Regions from separate parts of the Homo sapiens genome. Here region 1 is linked to region 2. The links are chromatin contacts, found by Hi-C or POLR2A ChIA-PET in ENCODE. All regions are on one chromosome and are shown on one strand. Each heading gives the region's core, a stretch centred on a gene start or an enhancer-like site at or near the end of the contact. The rest is flanking DNA. Distances are from core to core; before and after follow the strand shown. Region 1 overlaps LOC105379130 (a long non-coding RNA gene). Region 2 has its middle 84 kb from the start of FEM1C.

Region 1 (4,958 bases), core at 544-3,043, 94 kb before region 2:
TAGTGGTTCCTGCCCATTTCCTTCTTTTACTTAACAATAAAGGGACTAATATGTCTGTTATTATTTTTTAATGTCAGGAAATCCCAGTTATTTCTCACAGTGGCAACTCTTTTTCTTTGGGAAAAAAACCAAGGTTCTCTAACAGTTGCTCTGACTATAACTAAACTGTAAAGATAACTTTTAGAGCTCATCGAAGAATTAAAGAGGCACCTCATTTGCTTATAATGCCTTTTATGTGTGGGTCACTGTACCTATTTCTGGAGGACAGAATTTGGTCTATAGGAACATGGTCAGGCCCAGACCTAATTCTGAGTAGGAAAAACATATCTTGGCCATGACCTTGAGCCCCCTGCCTTTCCTCCCTTCTCTTGTTCCCTCACCATTAAATGCTTGTTAGCTGCCTATATTGCTGCTCTTGACTTTCTGCTCTCATCACCAAGGCAGACAACTGGTTTTCTTTTCTTTCCATTTTCACTGCAGACATTGAAGTTCTGCAGTTTCCAGCAAGCAAATCGGGCACAAAAATAGTCTCCTCCAGTTGAGTAGGTGATGGTTACCTGGATGGGAGTAATACATAGGAGGCTTGTCACAAGAAGAAAAGTACCATCTTATAGGGCAGACAGTTGATTTATAAGCAAAGAAAATAAAGAAGGAATGCTTGCATGATTTTAGATGGACCAAAGGAAAATATACCACCAGGGTGCAGGGTGTCATCTCCTCAATTCTTTTCCTGCTCAGTGGCCTCTTCTCCTTTTTGTAAAGAGTCGTAACTTTCCAATTCACCAAGTATACCCTCAGCCTAGGATGATGGTAAGAAAGAGGATGGTGGGTTTGGGTGGAGGAGGAGGTTCTTACTCTCAGGATACTGGGCCTCTTTTCCCTAATCTCATGTCTGGAGCTCTCCATTAAAGGTCTGATCTCCAACTTAAACTGGACTCTAGATCTCTGGGTCTGAAGGATCAGCCTGGCTCCAATTAATGCTAAAGACCTGCCCTTTCCTCTTCACCCCTGGGCTGTGCTCTCTCTCTCTCCATCCATCCATTATCTATCCATCCCTCTATCCATCCATCCATCCATTTTATTGGGGCTGTCACTCTGGAGAACCCTTACTAATACACCAGCCCTGAGCCTGTTCTGCAAGGTGGTGTATGCAGGAGGGCCTGAGAAGCAAAAAGACTGGTTCCTATGTAAGGCTCCGGAATCCCTTATCCTTTCCTTTTCTCCTCATTTTGGGCTCCTCTCTTTTGATTATTTTTCTCCTATCTGCTCCATGAAAGGACACAAAACTCCTCCAAGGAGTGCTGGTAAGTGTAGGCTGGTGGAGCCTCCCCAGAAATACACAGAGCTGAGCATTACCCTTGAGGGATTGGGGGAGACCCACCATCCCACCATGTGCTCCATGACTTCTTTATGATAGTACCAGGCCTTGGGCCCATTGATCAGCTTGAAATCTGATGACATTGAATTGCTCATTGGGCCTGAATTTGGAGTTGCATGGGGCACCTCCCACAGAGCCTGTAGCCTAGTGGCCAAGTGTCTGCTAAGCTATGAGGGCAGCTAATAGCCTTGCCAAGGCCTACCTCACTAGGGTAAATGAGTTTGTTGCTATGGCAAAGTGTAACTGTCTTTGTGCCTATGAACTGTTATGTGAGCCTATCAAGGAATGTCAAGCTGTTTCCAGTTGGCCAAGTTCTATTCTGTCTGCCCTGATGCTTCAAGGAGATAAAAGACCTCGGCATTCTCTACAGCTTGCTGGATATGAATCATCACATGCATCCTGCTTTCAAGCAGCTGCTGCATAATCCTCTGCAGGCACAGGGTGGAATGCAGGCTTAGGACAAGAGAAGGAGAGCCGTGGGCAAGTACTATACATGTTGTCCTATGTCCGAAATTGGTGGACCACTTTAGTACTAGAATGTTTAATTTTACTTTTCTCAAGAAATAAAACATCCTAAGGCAGTCCTAAACCATTCTGACTTTTAAAAAGGAATAATAATGAATCTAGAAGAAGTAAAACTTCCACTCAAGTCTATACTTTTCCCACTAGGTTGAGAAGGTGGACAGGGAGGGGCAGTGTAGGCATGGGTTGGAGACAAGTTGGAAGGATATCATAAGGAAGAGAGGAAAAAGTGCATTTTGTATTGTTCCAGAAGCCAAAACAAAGGAAGAAGAGTTAGAAAGCAGCAATTTTTTCTTGGTATAAACAAATGTGTGTTTGTAAAAAAGGGTTTTTTAGTGTGGTAAAATATATATAACATAAAACTTACAATTTTCACCATTTATAAGAGCACAATTCAGGAGCATTAAGTACCTTGATATTGTGGTGCAACCATTGTCACCATCCATGTCTACATGGGTTTTATCTTTCCAAACAGAAATTCTGTACCCTTTAAATGATAACTCCCCATTTCCCTTCCCCCAGCCCCTTGGAATCACCATTCTACTTTCTGTATCTCTGAATTTGACTGTTTCAGCTGCCTCATATAAATGGGATCATATGATATATATCCTTTTGTGTCTGGCTTTTTTTTACTTAAGAACATCAAACATTATGATGTTTTCAAGGTCCATCCACATTATAACATGTGTCAGAATTTCCTTCCTTTTTAAAGGCTGAATAATATGCTACTTTATGTATATACTCAATTTATCTATTCATTTATCAATGGACATTTGGATTGTTTTTACTTTTTGGCAATTATGAATAATGCTGCAATGAACATGGGTGTACAAATATCTGTCTGAGTCACTGCTTTTAATTATTTTATTTTGGGCATTAAATATATTTTCTAATGAACTTAACTAGAAGAAAGATCTGTCTGCCCTTGAAGTGTAGAAATTCTCCTTTACTGGGGCTAATAAAGTTTCTGGAAAATGCCCAGCCTTGAAAGACACCAGAGAAGAGAATGCCATCTCTAAATAGGATATTTGACTAACCTAGTGACTCTTAAACCAGGTTCTACTTCTAATCACATGAGTAGCACCTAGAAATTATAGCTGCCTAGGAATCTGATGGACACCACATTAACAAGGTAATTAAACGTAACATCACAAATTATGAGGCAAACTGACATCATGTGTCTCCTAGTATGACATAGATCATTATTATACTGTAGCATTCTTGCCCAAAATGCTCAATCTGAATCTAATCATGAGGAAACAAACCCAAATCGAGAGACGTTCGGCAAAATAACAAAAATGTCAAGGTCGTTAGAGAAAAAAAGAAAAGATTGGGTTCTGTCCTAGGTTAGAGGAGACTAAAAAGACATGAAAACTAAATGCATTGCAGATTCTTGATTGGACCCTGAGTGAAAAACCAACTACAAAGGATATTATTGGAAAACTGGGAAACTTTGAACATGGATTGCTAGATAGTAGTATTGTTACATTGTTAAATTTCCTGCATGATAATTATATTGTGGCTATGCAGGTGAATATCCTTGTTCTTAGAATAAAAATGTGTCAATATCCTTTTCTTAGAAAAAAATGTGTCAACATATAAGGGTGGAGTGAAATTACATTTGCAACTAATTATCAAAAGATTCAAAAATATAGATGTGCGTGTGTGTGTGTGTGTGTGTGTGTGTGTGTATAGGCACATAAATATATAAAGAGATATAAAACAAATGCGAGAAAATGTTAATGACAGTGAATCTAGGTAAAGTTTATACAGTTTTTTAATTGAACTTTTCATGATGATGGCAGTGGCGGGCCATCTGGACCAGCCACTACCATCATGCTGGCTGCAGTGGTGAGGTGTGGACAGTGGCAGCAGGAGTGGCTGTGGGAGCAGCATTGGCAGTGGTAGGAGCCCTGTGTCCTGCAAGTTGAGGCTGAGCCTGGGTGTTGTCACAACCTGGCCAGGTGTACAGACACTTGGGACAGCGCTGACATGCCAGCCCCCTTCTTCCTTGGCTCCCTTCAGACTTTGGGTGCCAACGAGCATGGGAGGGAAGCCGAGGAGGTGCTAAAGGCAGCTCGGTGCTGGCCTGCCAGCGCCCCTCAGCACAAACAGCCTGGGCACCATGGATGATGGAAGGAGGCAGACAGGCTCCTGGGCAGAAAGGGGCAGGTCCTCAGTGAAGCCCCATCTTCAATCTGGGGAAGGCCTGAAGCCTGGGGGCCAGGCTGCCAATCATGCAGACCAGAGTGGGAACTTCTGGTGCTTTTTCCGGGCCCACCCACGGCCATCCACGGACCAATCTGCACGCACTTCCTCCCCTCTGAGGCATATAAAAGCTCCAGACTCAGCCGGATTCGAAGAGATGAGAGGATGACCAGCTGCAGAGAGGAGCTACCCTCTTTGCTGAGAGTTGAAGAGATGATGGGATAACCTGTCTGCAGAGAGGAGCTACCCTCTCTGCTGAGGGCTGAACACTCATTGGGACGACCTGCCTAGCAGAGAGGAGCTGCTCACTGTGGGTCTCCTCTGAGCTATTCTATTGCTCAGTAAAGCTCCTGTTTGTCTTGCTCACCCTCCACTTGTCTGCATACCTCATTCTTTCTGGATGTAGGACAAGAACTCAGGACCCACCAAATGGCAGGGCTCAAAGAGCTATAACCAAACAGGGCTGAAACACAGTCCTTGCTCACCATGTTACCGGTGACAAGAAGGAGAGAAGAGCTGCAGCCCTTTGGGGAGCCCAGACCTAGGAGCTCCCGGAGCCAGGGCTGTGTCACCTTCTTTAGGGCTCTGTGGTTCCTGGCATCTCCAAGCTTCTGGGCACCACCATGTTGCCCGGTGTCAGCCATGGAAGCTGCTTGCTGTATGCCTAGCCCAGCTGCAGCCTCACAGGGAGCCTGTGCCTGTACCAGCGCCTGGAGCTGCCCGCCCCACTGCCGCCCACATGTGTGGCTGTGTGCAGTGGCTGGACCCCACCCTCGATCACACACTCCTCGCTGCTCTGTGCCTGGTTTGCCCTTGGCAGGTGTAGGATCCAGGCCGGTAGCATGAGCTG
Region 2 (5,490 bases), core at 1,526-4,025:
CTCTCCCAAGGATCCATGCACTTTAGGGATTGGCCTAAGCCTCTGGGAATTGGTTTGGCATGGACATAGGAACCAATGCTGGCCAACGAGACACACGGGCAGACTCCCGGGGAGGCTCCTTGGAAAGAGATCTTCCCATCTCTTCAAAAGATAAATAGACATAGATAGGTATAGGCATAAGCATACAGTAGAACTAAAATGAGAACATTTTGACTCATGTAACTGAAAAGTAGAGGCACTGCATGGGAAGAAGGATTGTGCTGGACTCAGAGTCCACAAAACTTGGTCTTTCTCCATTCCCAGTCTCCTTTGTTCTGAGTTGGCTTCGCACTCAGGAAGCCTCCTCCCACAGATGGTTCCCTATTAACTCCAAGTATGCATAATTTTACAGCCAGCAGTTCCCAGGTGATATGGTTTGGACGTGGTTCTCTCCAAATCTCATGCTGAAATGTGATCCCCACTGCTGAAGGGGGAGCCTAGTGGGAGGTGTTTGGGTCATGGGGGCGGATCCCTCATGAATGGCTTAGTGCTGTCCTTGCCGCATTGAGTGAGTTCTTAGTCTGTGATTTCATGTGAGAGCTGGTTGTTTAGAGTAGCATGCCACTCCTCCTCTCTCTCTTGCTTTGTCTCTCACCGTGTGACATTCTGGCTCCCCTTCGCTCCACCATGATTGTAATATTCTTTAGGCCCTCACCAGAAGCACCAGTGTTCTAGTAAAAGATCTAGGCTTGAGTTTTATCCAATCAACTTAGGAGATGTGTTCATCTCTCAGACAACCACTGTAACATGGGGAAAGAATATGCTAATTGTCCATGCTGGAGTTACTTGCTGGCTGCTGAAACAGGACATGGGGTGGAATCAGCCCACACAGACCACTTGCAGGAAGAATCAGGGAGGGGTAGTTCCCCTAAAGAAAAATGGAGAATCTGCTAGTAGAAGAAGTTGCATGGATGCTGGCCAGGCATGGGAGGTGTCCACAAAGCAGGGTGATGTAGATCATGGTGAGGAGTTGGGATTTTATACTATGAGCACTGGGAAGCGATCAAAGCATTTTAAACAGAAGAGTGATCCACTGACATATGTTCTGATGACATTTCAAAAACAAAATTCTTACTGCAGGTTACAGAAAGTACTTCAGGGAGCTAAGCTTGGAAGGATTGAAATCAGGGGCTATGATAGAATGACAGGCAGGAGAGCTTGGTGCCTTGAACCAGGGTGGTATTTGTAGAAATCAGAAAAACATGAACATATTTGAGATACTCTTGTGGAAGAGCTGATGTCACTTGTTGATGGATCAGAGATGGGCTAGTAAATGAAAGAAGTCAAGCATGATTCCCAGGGCTTGGGCTTGATCACCTGAGTAAATCATGATGCCATTTACCAACAGGAGAAAGACATGGGAAGTGGGAAGACAGGGATGAGCTGGGAGGGCAAAAATCAAGAGTTCTGTCATGAATACAGAAGAACAGTCTGTGCTGGAATTATAAATCCAGGAATCATCAGCATATAGACATTATTTAAATGAGAAAGACGGAATGAGATCACTCAGGAAATCATGTAGAGAAAAGAAGTGGGGGCACTCATACTACTTCACCAACAATTTCTCCACTCTGTCCAACCCGGTCCTCTTGGGTTCTGAGCAAATAGGGGTTCTCTCACCCCTGGACTTCTTTCTTGTGCCATTCTCATTGCCTGCAATGCCTTCCTCCCTTTTCCTAGTATCCCTGAATGCTCATTCTTTAAGGATCAGCTCAAATCTACCCTCTCCAGGAATCATGGGCCTTGTTTAGCCCCACTGCCAATGTCGGCCTCCTTGCTTCCCGTAACTTTGTTTATTCACTGCACATTTGGCATTTGTAAGTCAATGTCTTCTGCTCTGTGTATATGTCATATTTCTCCCAATTAGAGTATAAGCTCAGAGAAGGCAGTCTGGATGCCTTTACACTCCCCAGTATTTGGCAGGTTTTCCAGAAAAGAGTTAAAACAAACATCTGTTGATCAATGACCACATTCACTCTTATCTTCTCTTGCTACTTTTGTGCCAGTGGTTGAGAATTAATCTCAAATTCTGAGCAGCTCAGCAAGGGTGTTTCAATCAATTTCTTGAAAATAAGGCAGCAATTGTCAAATGCTTTAAGACACTTATGGCAAATAAATGCTTGTGGCAAATAAAAAGAATATGACTCACTTCATATTGAAAAGAACCAGATGAAAGTAGTTTCCCACAGAGGAAAGTCATAGAATTAAAATGAATGTCTATGAACCACTTCAACTATTTTTGCATCTACCCCTGAATAATATTCCACTTAACTGGAACATATCTCAGTGTGTTTGTGCCCATTTAACACTCCCTGTCTTCCCAACCCAGCATCTGTAACTTACAGCCTGTAGTCATTCCAAAATGCTTCCACGTGGCTAACCTGGGTTGCCAAGCCCCATCTGGCTCAATTAGCACTGGAGATTCTGGAGAGCCCCAAATTATCATTCTTTTCTGGTTGTACTACCAAAGACCTTCCCATCCTATCTCTTCCTCAAACTCCCTAAGTTCCATAGTTGTATTTGTTCCAATTTTGAATCCCAATAGTCCCCAGCTGTTTTAGATGCCCCGCCTCCCCACCCCCATCTGGGCTCTCCTGGCTGGGCTTCCCATGACAGTATTCTCCAATTAGGCAAATCACCCTTCAATCCCCAAATTTTCTTTAAAGCTGTAGCAAGTACACCCACAGTCGTGACAATACTGAATAAAATGGAATAGGTCTGATTCACTTTCCCAAAGCTGACTTTTGCTGCTGATTGACTCATATCTGTTTACCAGAGGTCATTTGATTTCCTCCTTTTGACTCATGCTCAACTTCAAAACTGATATAACTTGAGTGTGCCACTCGAATGTGACCTTCCTTTTTGCCTGCAGAACCTCCAGCTCCACTCAGCTCCTGGGGCTCAGCCAGCAGAGCTGTGCAGTGGAAAGGAATCCACCTTGGAACAGGATCCCTGGCTTTACCACTTCAATTGCTGAGTGATCTCCAGCTAGTTAGTTTCAGCCTATTTCCTCATGTGAAAAATTGAGGTAAAAATACTTGGAAATATTGTTGTAAAGGTTAAGTAACGTAAGAAAAATGCCTGGAACCATGTCTTCCACCAAAGTAGGTAGGGGCTCAACAAATATTGAATTGATTCATATGACATTGCCATTTATATAGGTCAAAAATGGCCAAATATTGACAATTTCATATGGTTCAACCTGCCATCAGCCTATTACTCAAGCACCTAAGAAATCAGTGTCCAATTGGTTGGAGTATTGGGTACAAACAAGGTAGAACCTTAGAGGTAGAACCCCAGTGTTGACTTTTATTTACATTATCAAAGAATCAAGGAAGGCCAGCACCCTACTATGCACTTTAAATTCTGGAAGATTTTCTTCACTCTTAGCTAGTTAAACAAAGCCGATTTAAGAGACAGGATAAAATTGTGGTTTAGAGCCTAGACTCTGGGGAGAGATTGTCTGGGATTAAATTCCAGCTCTGCTACTGACGAGCATTGTGAAACTGAGCAAGTTTGTTAATCAACCTGGGTCTCAGTTTTGTTCCCCGTGACATAGGATATTACAGGGTGTTGTGCAGATGAAATAAGTTAAAACATGTAACATTCTTAGAATCTGGAAGTGTTAACGATCATTATCTTGATTTAAAATAGGTGGTTTGGCCTGACTAGTTAGTGAAATCTCTTTCACAACAAAGCACCCATTGGGTAGAAATCAGAACTCCAGCAATGGAGAATCAGCCTCCCCTTGTTGATCAGTCCCAGTTTAGCAGCTGGGATACTCCTTGGGAAGCTCAAAGATGGTAGGTGTCACCACCCATGATAGCTCAGTGAGAATCCACCCAGCCAGTGATGAGTGCTTCAAGGGTGGGGCAGAGAATATCACACAGTCATTTGGAGCAGTGGTGATTCATGCACACCCTGAAAACCTCAACAGAAAAGAGATGGTAGCAGATGAAAAGGAAGAGGGATACAATTTCCACAACCAAGAAGAAACAGACACTGCTCATTCTGGTGAGAAATGAGAGCATAATTTGAATTCAGCATTTATTTAGAAAATCAGATTAATGAGGACAAAGACATCATAAGGAAAATAATGATAAAGACCTCTAGGCTTTCCCACAATCACTTTCATGTATATTATCAAACTATATCCACACACAAAAAGTCTCTGAGTCAGATAGGCAAAGCCAGCATTATTTTCATGTATGGATGAGGAACTGATGAATCATGGAGTTTGAATGGCTAACTAGAGTCTAAAAGAATGTAGAAACCCATAAAAGACAAAGAGAATAAAGAAAACAAGCAGACAAGAGAATTCCACACAAGTTTGAAAGATAGGACCAGATGGAGGTAAGTGGTTTAGTAAGACAGAGGAAGCAAGGATTTAAGTCACCTGAAGACAAGTTACCACAAATGAATTAGCTCATTCATCCCAATGGAAAACCTGAGATGCTCAAGATTTGGAGACAGCAGGTACAATGAAGGGTTGGGGTGAGGTAAGGAGCTAAAAATAGAAGTTGAAAGTTCGTTTGTGAAGCAGTCATGTTCTTCTCTCACCTTGCACAGTCAGGCCACTAGTTTCCCAGGCTGGTGATGAAAGAGTTTTTTTGTGTGTAATTTGAATGGGAAAGGCTTTGACTTGGGGCTACAGAGATAGGGGCAACAGAGGGGAGGGACATGGAAGTCTGCAAACTTAACCAACTTCTCTTCATTTCTCCCTCCCTACTACTCTTCTCCGCCTCACTTCTCTAAAGAAGATATACAAATGGCTAACAGGTATGTGAAAAAATGCTCAACGTCACTAATTGTTAGGGAAATGCAAGTCAAAACCACAATGAGATATCATCCCACCCCAGTTAGAATGGCTGTTATCAAAAAGACAAAAACTAAATGTTGGTGAGGATGTGAAGAAAGGGGAATGCTTATACACTGCTGATGAGAATGTAAATTAGTACAACTATTATGGAAACAATATAAAGGTTCCTCAAAAATCTTAAAATGGAACTACCATATGATCCAGCAATCCCACGATTGGGAATATATCCAAAAGAAAGGAAATCAGAATATTGAAGAAATATCTGTACCCCCATGTTTATTGTGGCACTATTCACAATAGCCAAGATAAGGAATCAACCTGTGTCCATCAACAAATAAATGGATAAAGAAAATGAGGTCTGTATATACAATGGAATGCTATTGTATATAAATACATTTTCAGCCATAAAAAACGAAATCCTGTCTTTTGAAGAAATGTGGATGGAACTAGGGGATGTTATGTTAAGTGAAATAAGCTCGGCAAAGAAAGACAAATATTGTATATTCTCACTTATATGTGAAACTGAAAAAAGTTGATGTCTTGGAGGTAGCGAGTAGAATGATGGTTATCAGATTATCTTTTGACAAATTAAATTATCCTAAAGAAAAAGTTTCCAGCTTTATTGATTGACC

What was found. Hi-C counts contacts between places; a loop is a spot of excess contacts on that map. ChIA-PET counts read pairs that join two places held with the same protein, here RNA polymerase II (POLR2A). Pooled maps may share reads with other maps.
Region 1: a map of endothelial cell of umbilical vein shows a loop between it and region 2 (5-fold over the local background). The contact joins two enhancer-like sites. A Hi-C loop is called at or near these places in 14 of 168 maps with a recorded cell type or tissue (Calu3, MCF 10A, PC-3 and 10 more), 1 of 37 single-sample maps with no recorded cell type and 21 of 50 pooled maps. POLR2A ChIA-PET finds 5 or more read pairs at or near these places in 3 of 52 experiments (HCT116, HEK293 and MCF 10A).

Annotation. Positions count from the first base shown.
Region 1 is chr5:115,364,743-115,369,700 of GRCh38, forward strand. It overlaps LOC105379130 (a long non-coding RNA gene), which reads right to left. Exons shown (of 2, transcript XR_948686.1): 2 at 1-557. Among named protein-coding and RNA genes, the nearest start is that of CCDC112, 71 kb to the left of the region's middle. RefSeq lists an enhancer at 4,514-4,958. Within about 2 kb of position 1,794, at least 2 of the 41 ENCODE cell types and tissues checked have a DNase peak (open chromatin) inside an H3K27ac peak, as active enhancers do; they include gastrocnemius medialis, where a contact is called at or near this core.
Region 2 is chr5:115,457,781-115,463,270 of GRCh38, forward strand. No RefSeq gene overlaps it. Among named protein-coding and RNA genes, the nearest start is that of FEM1C, 84 kb to the right of the region's middle. RefSeq lists an enhancer at 2,522-3,721. Within about 2 kb of position 2,776, at least 12 of the 41 ENCODE cell types and tissues checked have a DNase peak (open chromatin) inside an H3K27ac peak, as active enhancers do; they include gastrocnemius medialis, where a contact is called at or near this core.